3 separate regions of the Homo sapiens genome follow, and all the other regions are linked to region 3. A link is a contact called in ENCODE Hi-C data. All regions are on one chromosome and are shown on one strand. Each heading gives the region's core, a stretch centred on a gene start or an enhancer-like site at or near the end of the contact. The rest is flanking DNA. Distances are from core to core; before and after follow the strand shown.

What was found. A loop is a pair of places that touch in the nucleus more often than their neighbours do. Pooled maps may share reads with other maps.
Region 1: a loop to region 3 is called in a pooled map, with 2.4 times the contacts of the local background. The contact joins two enhancer-like sites. A Hi-C loop is called at or near these places in 2 of 37 single-sample maps with no recorded cell type and 2 of 50 pooled maps.
Region 2: a loop to region 3 is called in a pooled map, with 2.4 times the contacts of the local background. The contact joins two enhancer-like sites. A Hi-C loop is called at or near these places in 2 of 37 single-sample maps with no recorded cell type and 3 of 50 pooled maps.

Annotation. Positions count from the first base shown.
Region 1 is chr3:183,514,957-183,517,656 of GRCh38, forward strand. All of the region lies in intron 2 of KLHL6 (kelch like family member 6), which reads right to left. Among named protein-coding and RNA genes, the nearest start is that of KLHL6-AS1, 32 kb to the right of the region's middle. RefSeq lists an enhancer at 1,374-1,653. Within about 2 kb of position 1,320, at least 8 of the 41 ENCODE cell types and tissues checked have a DNase peak (open chromatin) inside an H3K27ac peak, as active enhancers do.
Region 2 is chr3:183,536,268-183,538,967 of GRCh38, forward strand. The region is part of intron 1 of KLHL6 (kelch like family member 6); the gene reads right to left. Among named protein-coding and RNA genes, the nearest start is that of KLHL6-AS1, 11 kb to the right of the region's middle. Within about 2 kb of position 1,368, at least 10 of the 41 ENCODE cell types and tissues checked have a DNase peak (open chromatin) inside an H3K27ac peak, as active enhancers do.
Region 3 is chr3:182,715,034-182,717,749 of GRCh38, forward strand. No RefSeq gene overlaps it. Among named protein-coding and RNA genes, the nearest start is that of LINC02031, 72 kb to the left of the region's middle. RefSeq lists a cis regulatory region at 145-234. Within about 2 kb of position 1,263, at least 2 of the 41 ENCODE cell types and tissues checked have a DNase peak (open chromatin) inside an H3K27ac peak, as active enhancers do.

The sequences.
Region 1 (2,700 bases), core at 70-2,569, 800 kb after region 3:
ACCATGCCCGGCCAGGGCTATTTTCTTGATTCAGAGTTATTACATCTGGGATCAATGGATCGATCCAGAAAGTCTGTGAACCCCTACAATAGTATGTGAACATTTGCACATGTGGCATTTTTCTGGGAACTTAGTTGGCAGGGGACAGGTGAGTTACTCCCTGGTATCCTTCCACCTAAGTACAAAACCAACACAAGAGAGAGAGCTAAGTCAAAAGATCCAGAGAGGAAGAGAGCCAGAGTCTTGACTAGACGGTGCTTGGAACCCCACCTCTGGACATTTAAAATTCTGGGTCAATAATTGTTTAAGGGCTGGGCACAATGGCTTAAGCTTATAATCCCAGCACTTTGGGAGGCCAAGGTAGGAGAATCAATTGAGCCCAGGATTTCAAGACCAGCCTGAGCAACATAGTGAGACCTCGTCTTTACAAAAAATGTAAAAATTAGCCTGTTGTGGTGTTGCATGCCTATAGTCCCAGCTACTTGGGAAGCTGAGGAGGGAGGATTGCTTGAGCCTGGGAGTTCAAGTTTGCAGTGAGCCATGATCACACCACTGTACTCTAGCCTGGGTGACGGAGCAAGACTCTGTCTCTAAAAAACTAAAAATAAAAAGGAAAAGAAGAATTGTAGAGAAATCCTACCTATTCATGAAGTTCATTCTTAAAAGCTACTTCTTCCTTGACGGCTTCTCCTATTCCCCAACATGGAATCCCTCCCTCCTCTGTGCTCCACTGGGCACCTTGCTTTCCCCTTTTGTGGAGCACCCAGAGTACTAAGGTCAGTTGAGACAAGCATCTCAAAGCAGCTTCTAGGTCATACTTGGGTATTTATTTCTAGCAGCATCTAGCAGAAAGTCTGGAAAAAGAAGAGAAAGAGGGACAGAGGAAGGACATATTTATCACTTAGTATGCACCAAGATCTGTGCTAGACACATTCCCAGTCATTATTTCACTTAACAAATAAATTTTATTTTTTAACAAGTGTATTTTATTTAACAGGTAAAAAAGGGAAGGTGTTAGAATTAGCATTTGTATAAAGGAGCAAATAGAGAATTCAAAGAGCGATGCAAGTTCACACTGCTAGGAGGCAGTACAGTTGATGCTCCAGTCAGCATCGTGGTGCCTTTGTAACTTGTTGCATTGTTGAGCTAACAAAATGCCAGGAGAGTCTGAAGAGGCTTTATGAGGACAGAGGCAGGTGGGGGATCTCCAAGTTGCCTAAGTTCCTCCAAAATATACTTCAATAAACACTTTTAGTGTGAGGGGTGTAGGGCAACATCACATGATCCCAACCAATGGCTGGGAAACTGATGATGCGCAGGGCAATCATGGGAACCAGAAATGGGTTTCTTTTAAATATGCTTTTGCTTCTTCACATTCAAGATTATTCAAGACTTCAAGGTAAATTTTCTGTCTCGGCCTGTCCCGATGACACATGAACTTGTTTGTCAGAGCTGAGAGATGACAGATAATGGCAAAAGACAGCCAGCTTCCTGTTTGGGGGGACATGTGAGCAAAAGGTTGCAGCCAGCCACCTGACTCTCAAATGAGGAGACTAAAAATACAATCAAAGAAACCACTTGAGACGTGGCTGCAGTTCCCACAAGAAGTGTCTGCCTCCAAGAGAAAGCACTGCCTGTTCCTCATCTCCACTGCCCCTCCTCTGCTTCCCCATGACGTTCTCCAAAATCTGAGGTCCTAGGGGACTTCACCCATGTGACTCCATGTCTCCCTCAAGGTGCCTTCAAATCCACTTCAGAATCACTGAAGTCCTATTTTAGTCCACATCAGCAATTCTGTTGATCATGGTGTCCAAGTGGCTTTGGCGTTATTGCAAAGGGTCTATAAAGACATTGATATTCTTACCTTCAGCTCCGACAAATCAGCATGTGTGAAGGTGTGATGAGATTAATAACATTTAAATTTATTTCAAAGTATTTCTGAATTCATTGTAATTTTTGTTGTTGTTTTTTGAGACAGAGTCTCATGCTGTCACCCAGGCTGGAGTGCATGGTGTGATCTCAACTCAATGCAACCTTCACCTCCCGGGTTCAAGTGATTCTTGTGCCTCAGCCTCCCGAGTAGCTGGGATTACAGGCTCGCACCACCACACCCAGCTAATTTTTATATAATATTTTTAGTAGACACAGGGTTTTGCCATGTTGGCCAGGCTGGTCTCGAACTCCTGGCTTCAAGTGATCTGCCTGCCTTGGCTTCCCAAAGTGCTGGGATTATAGGTGTGAGCCACTGTGCCCAGACAATTGTAAATTTTTTGTCAAAACTTTTCTTCTCCAGCAATAGACACTAAAAGTAAAGTTCCTCTCCTGTGAGGTCTGTGTTGGTGTTTAAAAGGGGTCTTCATGCTAAAAATTTGTGAATTACCATTGATTCTAATCTTCCATCCTCACCTCTCTTCCCCTCTCCCGGGCGATGCTCCAGCTCCGTTCCCGTGGCAGTATGTCTCACAGTCCCCCAGGAGGGGCATTCTCTGCTCCCTCTAGCCACTCCTTTCAGTCCTTGCTCTAGACTTGGCTGAGAAACCTGCTGGTTCCTGGAAGCCTCATGGAGTGGGCAGAAAAGGAAGGAACTAAGACCTGCAAAAGACCTGCTCACTAAGGCAGGGCAGGTGTTGAGGGACTGAGGCAACTGTGGAAGTGGACTGGGGAAAAGACCAGCAGTGTGGCAAGCTTACAATTGTGTTC
Region 2 (2,700 bases), core at 118-2,617, 820 kb after region 3:
CAGGGACCTCTGGAAAAGACACTTCTGAATTGTCCCACCAGGAGGCAAGGGCCGTGATACTCTCTGACCACACTGACTGTCTTTGGTTACAGGCCATCCAGGAGTAGGTAAATTCTCCAGCACATCTGGCTTTGTGTATGTGTGAGTTTGCATGTGCACAAGCCAAGGGACTTCCGGGAGCCTGGGGAGGGCAGGGGAAAAAGAGCAGCCACCTGGCTGTTGGCAGGCAGAGGAGGGACTGGTGTCTAGTCTGACCTCTGATGCTCACTCATTGTGTGACTTAGTGCAAGTGAGTGAACCTCAGCTTCCTCATCTGTAAAATGGTATAATAGTCCCCACCTCAGTGAGCTGCACAGAAGAATAAGCAAGATGAAGTACACCAAGGCGTTAGCACGATACCTGGCACCTCGTCAGCACTCAATCAGGGAAAGTATTTTGGACCAAATCAGAGGAATCTTGGAAGGTTGGTAGGAGACACTTAGGGGTAAGTGGACCAAGCACCACACTGACTCACAACCCTTATCTCTTCAGCATTTGGCCGGGTGCGTATCAGGTAACTGCGTGTCTGACTTGCTGCATTGCTGTCGACCATGCATCCAGAGCAAGCATAGGGCCAGCGCTGTGCACGAATCGGCCTAAACATCTCAGCTCAGTTCGTGGGAGAGAAAGAAAGTGCCCTCAAGACAGTGTCCTTCTCTCCAGGGGTCTTTTTAACCAGCTTTGACTCCCCAAGGCCCAGCATTTCTCTGCTCCCTTTGAAATATTTTCATGAATTTTCTGCCACTTAAATACACTACCCTGGCCATGGCCACCATGCTGAACATGGGTAAGATGAAACTAAGGGGAAATCTGCATATTCCTCATAGACTATACTCCCAGGCCTCCTGCTGCTCCTCTGGGAGATCCATGGACACACTCAGACAAAGCTTGGTCCCCATGGGTTGTCAGCAATAGAGTAGGAATCAGAACCTAGGGCTTCAGGCTCTGAATCAGGAGCTCAGCAGTGCACGAAAACCAAGAAAATCAGCAGGAGTTCAAGGCCTTTTGCGGGGGATCAACTCAGTGTCAGCGCTCAATGGACCAGCCCAAACTTTGCTCTCTGAGAACACAGCTGAGTTGGTTGCTGACAACTTATCCTGTGGCATACATGCAAGATATTGTGTAATAAAAACACTTTCTAGAAAGACACTGACCAATTCTCATGAGATTGTTGTAAAACAGAGGTAGCTAGGAAGATCCTCATTTTACAGCAGAAACAATCTCACAGCAGCATACCAGTTGCCCAACACTTGGGCGGTGAGTCAGTGCCCACCCCAAAATAGAGCCTGACCCAGCAAGCTTGTCTCCCACAACAGTCATGAAAATATCCACAGGCCCAAGAATCTCCCAGCATGAAGTCAGGCCATGCCACAAACACTGCCTGGCCACACGCCTCTCCATTCTCCACCAGGCTTCCTCACCTCAGGTCTCTGCCAAACATCGCCTTCTCAGAGAGGCTCTCCCCGACACTCCCCCTAATCTAAAATCGCCACTCCCTCACCTCTTCGCTTCCTTTATTTTTCTTCATAGCTCTGCACATCCTGAAATTAGATTACCTATCTATTTGTTAATTATTGTCACCCCACTAGAATGCCAGCTGAGTGAGGGTGTGCCATGCTCAGCACTGTATCTAGGGGCCAGAGCAGTGCCACCACCAAGTAGGGACGGTCCCTAGGGAAAGTGAGTGAATGAATGAATCAACCAACTTGTCCTTCCTAGTCCCTTTGCACTTGCTTTTGACAGGAATCTGTACCTCCAAGAATTATCAAATATATCTGGAGGATGAGGCCCTCCACCGCCACTAGGGAACTCCTATCACACTCCCGAGTCCAGGGCCTAGAGCTTGAAGAGGACACTCGAACATTCAACGTACCTGCACTACTTCAATGAGCTCTACAAGCTCCTGTAGTTCCTAAACTTCACCAACTCAGAATATTTCACCCAGCCCGACTCCATTATAGCTGACCCCTTCCCTAGAACTCCACACCTCTGAACTCCCTGCCTCCTGTAACCCTAATTCTAACCCTATAAACAAATACCCACACCTATCACTCCCACTATCTCACTCCTACACCGGCTCCACCTGTCTGCCCCCTGTTCTGTCCTTCCTCTTATTTCTTCACCATTCCCCGTTTATACCAGGAACGAACTCCCCTGTTTCACTGAGATATTCTGTGTGGCGGTGGCTTTAACATCAGTTGCAAAATGAGTTAAATTCTACTTAAGAATACAATGTCCATATGTATACAATCAGTTTAAAAGTTTTTTAAACTAGTCAGCATGTACTACACAATGAACACTATTGTTAAGAAAGGATTATTGGATATAAACACAATGAAGTCAATCAAAGGGGGTTCCATTGCAAAGAAAGCAGGGAGTCAGCAGATGCAAGTGTGACCTAGCATGACATGGCATCTCTCTCTATGGTCCCCAGCACTTCTTAGTTCAAGGCACCAAAACCTGAGCCAATACTAACCAAGGGAAGCACTTAAACATTCAGCTCTGCCCTGTTTCTGAGCTCAAGCTGTCCCCTAAGTTTTATCATATGGATCCTGTCTCAATACTGGAGTCCTGCTTACATCCTTGGCCTCAGATACTCCAGCCTCAAGAGGTGGATCTCAAAATGTGTTCCCTGAACCAGCTGCATCAGAACCTTGGGTT
Region 3 (2,716 bases), core at 13-2,512:
ACATTGCATTTAAAAATGGGCCAATAAGCAAGCTCATGCTAATAAAATAAATCAAATAACCTTGTGACTTTGGGACTCACTGGGCATGTGTTCCAAAGAACATACCATGCCTAGTGCTGTGGATATCAACAGGGCAAGATAAATGTGAAGGTTAAGAGTAGCCCTTCAACTTCAACTGCAATTTCTCCAGCGAGTTAGCCACAAGGTCCAACTGACCACAGGTGTCTCTTTAGATTAGGTGGTGAGAAAAAGACTGAAAAAGTCCTAGTCTTTGGCAACTACAAGATCATTGAGTGTCTAAGTTGTGAGGAAGGAATAAGAGAAAAAGTGAACTAGTTTGTGGTCAGTCCGAGACTCCATCTAGATTTTAGGATGGAGTGGCAGTGAGGGGTTTTGTAGGAGGGGCTTTCACAGATGGAAGTCATACCAAAGTGAGGGTCTATCATCTTAGAATCTCCAAAGGCAGATGGCATGGGTTCAAACCCTAGCTCTGCCACTTACTAGGTGTGTGGTTAGCTTCACAAATAACTTTATCTTAGTGTGTCTACTATCCTCCTCTGTAAAACAGGAACTACAATGGTAATAAAGTAGTACCTATCTCACAAGATGGGTAAGTAAATTAAAAGAATTAATAGTGTGAGGCCAGGCACAGTGGCTCACACCTGTAATCCCAGCACTTTGAGAGGCTGATGTGGGCGGATCACCTGAGGTGGGGAGTTCAAGACCAGCCTGACCAACATGGAGAAACCCCATCTCTAATAAAAATACAAAATTAGCCAGGCATGGTGGTGCATGACTGTAATCCCAGCTACTCAGGAGGCTGAGGCAGGAGAATCGCTTGAACCTGGGAGGCGGAGATTGTGGTGAGCCGAGATCGTGCCATTGCACTCCAGCCTGGGCAACAAGAGCAAAACTCTGTCTCAAAAAAAAAAAAAAAGAATTAATAGTGTGGCACTTGACATACAGAAAGCACCCGTGTTAGCCAGGATGGTCTCGATCTCCTGACCTAGTGATCCGCCCACCTCGGCCTCCCAAAGTGCTGGGATTACAGGCTCAAGTCTGCTTTTAGCTTCCCTATCTTAGTACACCTAAAAGGGAAAGGAATGTGCTTATTAAGGCCCACTGTTTCACTGAGACCCACTGTATAGGTGTGAAGTTTGGTGATTACCCAGGAGATTTTCCCCAGCTCCTTCTGTGTGGGAGCTGTCTTATCTGTGTTTTACTGTTTGCTCTTTCAGGCTGCTTGTTGTTAGAAGAGAAGTGACTTTTTGAACTGCATGAGATTAGAAAGGGAGCTATGTCTGAGCTGCTTTTTGTTAAAAGGAAAGTTTTCTGCCAGGGACTCACCTAAATAATTTCTCTCTGCCTCCTATAACATATTTCCCCCCTCTGAAATGGAATCCCTAACTGCCGTTAGGGGGAATTGGGTGATGACTTCTTCTGGCTACTTCCTGCTGGAGAGGGGCATTGTGTGGGGAACAGCAGCTAGGGCTCCTCCTGGGGTTGATTTAAGGGTTCCTGGTAGAAGGGAGGTTTCATTTTCAGCTTTATTTAAAGCACCATTTGAAGCTTGGTGGTTTCTAGGTGAGAAGAGATAAAGTTTACAAGGGGGCTTAGAATATAGGGTTCAACTGTGAGTATTAAGACTGCCATTATTAATGGGGGCACAATAGGCCATAACCATGACTACTGAGTTTGTTTGATACCTGCAAGCCATTTAAATGGATTGTGCTATTGTAAGTGGGTGTATGGGGCTTGGCTTTGTTTAGCTTCCTTGGTCTCACCTTCCCTGAAAAAAAGGAAACCTTGGGGTTATAGGTTACCTGTCAGTATTTGTAGGATAATTGCCCAGAACTAGAACATGTTTCCAGATTTTTACATTACCCATGCTTTTTTGTTTCCTTTGAGCTGCAGCCAGAGATTGACAGAAATAAACAGGGTTAGTTTAAAATGTAGGCAAGAACTTAAAAACAATTAATGAGACTACAAGCCAATGACAGATGTATAAGTTTTAAAACATAATTTTTCTCTCTTTAGTCCTCATTTTTGTTAAAAACAACTTATGGTAGGACTGAGCTGTTTGCAAAACAGACTTTAGTTTTAAACTTGGTCTGATTATTTGCATAAAGTCCAGCAAGAATAACCATCTTTTAGATCAGCTTTGATGGAAACTTTTTCCATAAGGAATCTCAGATAGGACCTTTTAAAGCCAAGCCCAGGAATGGGTTGAAACCTTTAAATACATGCGAATTGGGTAAACTTCTTTCTTCTTGAGGTTCCAGGTGCATGGGGTTTCTAGGCCTGTTAGAAAGTGACATTCTTTACTCACCGCAGGCTAGGAGCCCTGTACTGAGAAGCTGTAGTCTAGGTATGAGGCCAGTTTCCTAAGGTGCTTTTTATTGGCTTTACAAGTCAAGCCTGACTCCTTAAAGGGGAACACACCCTTCCAGTCAAAGCCTTGGTAAAACAACCAGTTTTTCCAATTGTGTCCTGTTGCAAAAGAAAATGGATTCTTGTTGCATTGATGCAAACTATATTGTTGTAATTTAAGAATACTTATAACTAGTTTTCAAATTCTAGAGGAACTAGGCAGAGAGAAACAAACACGCTTCAAATCCTATTTACAGGAGTATACTTTACTTAGTTGTTAAAGGCTGTAGCTAGCTCAAGACAAGTTTCCTTGACTCTGAAAAATAAAATAAGGATTAGCGGTGTT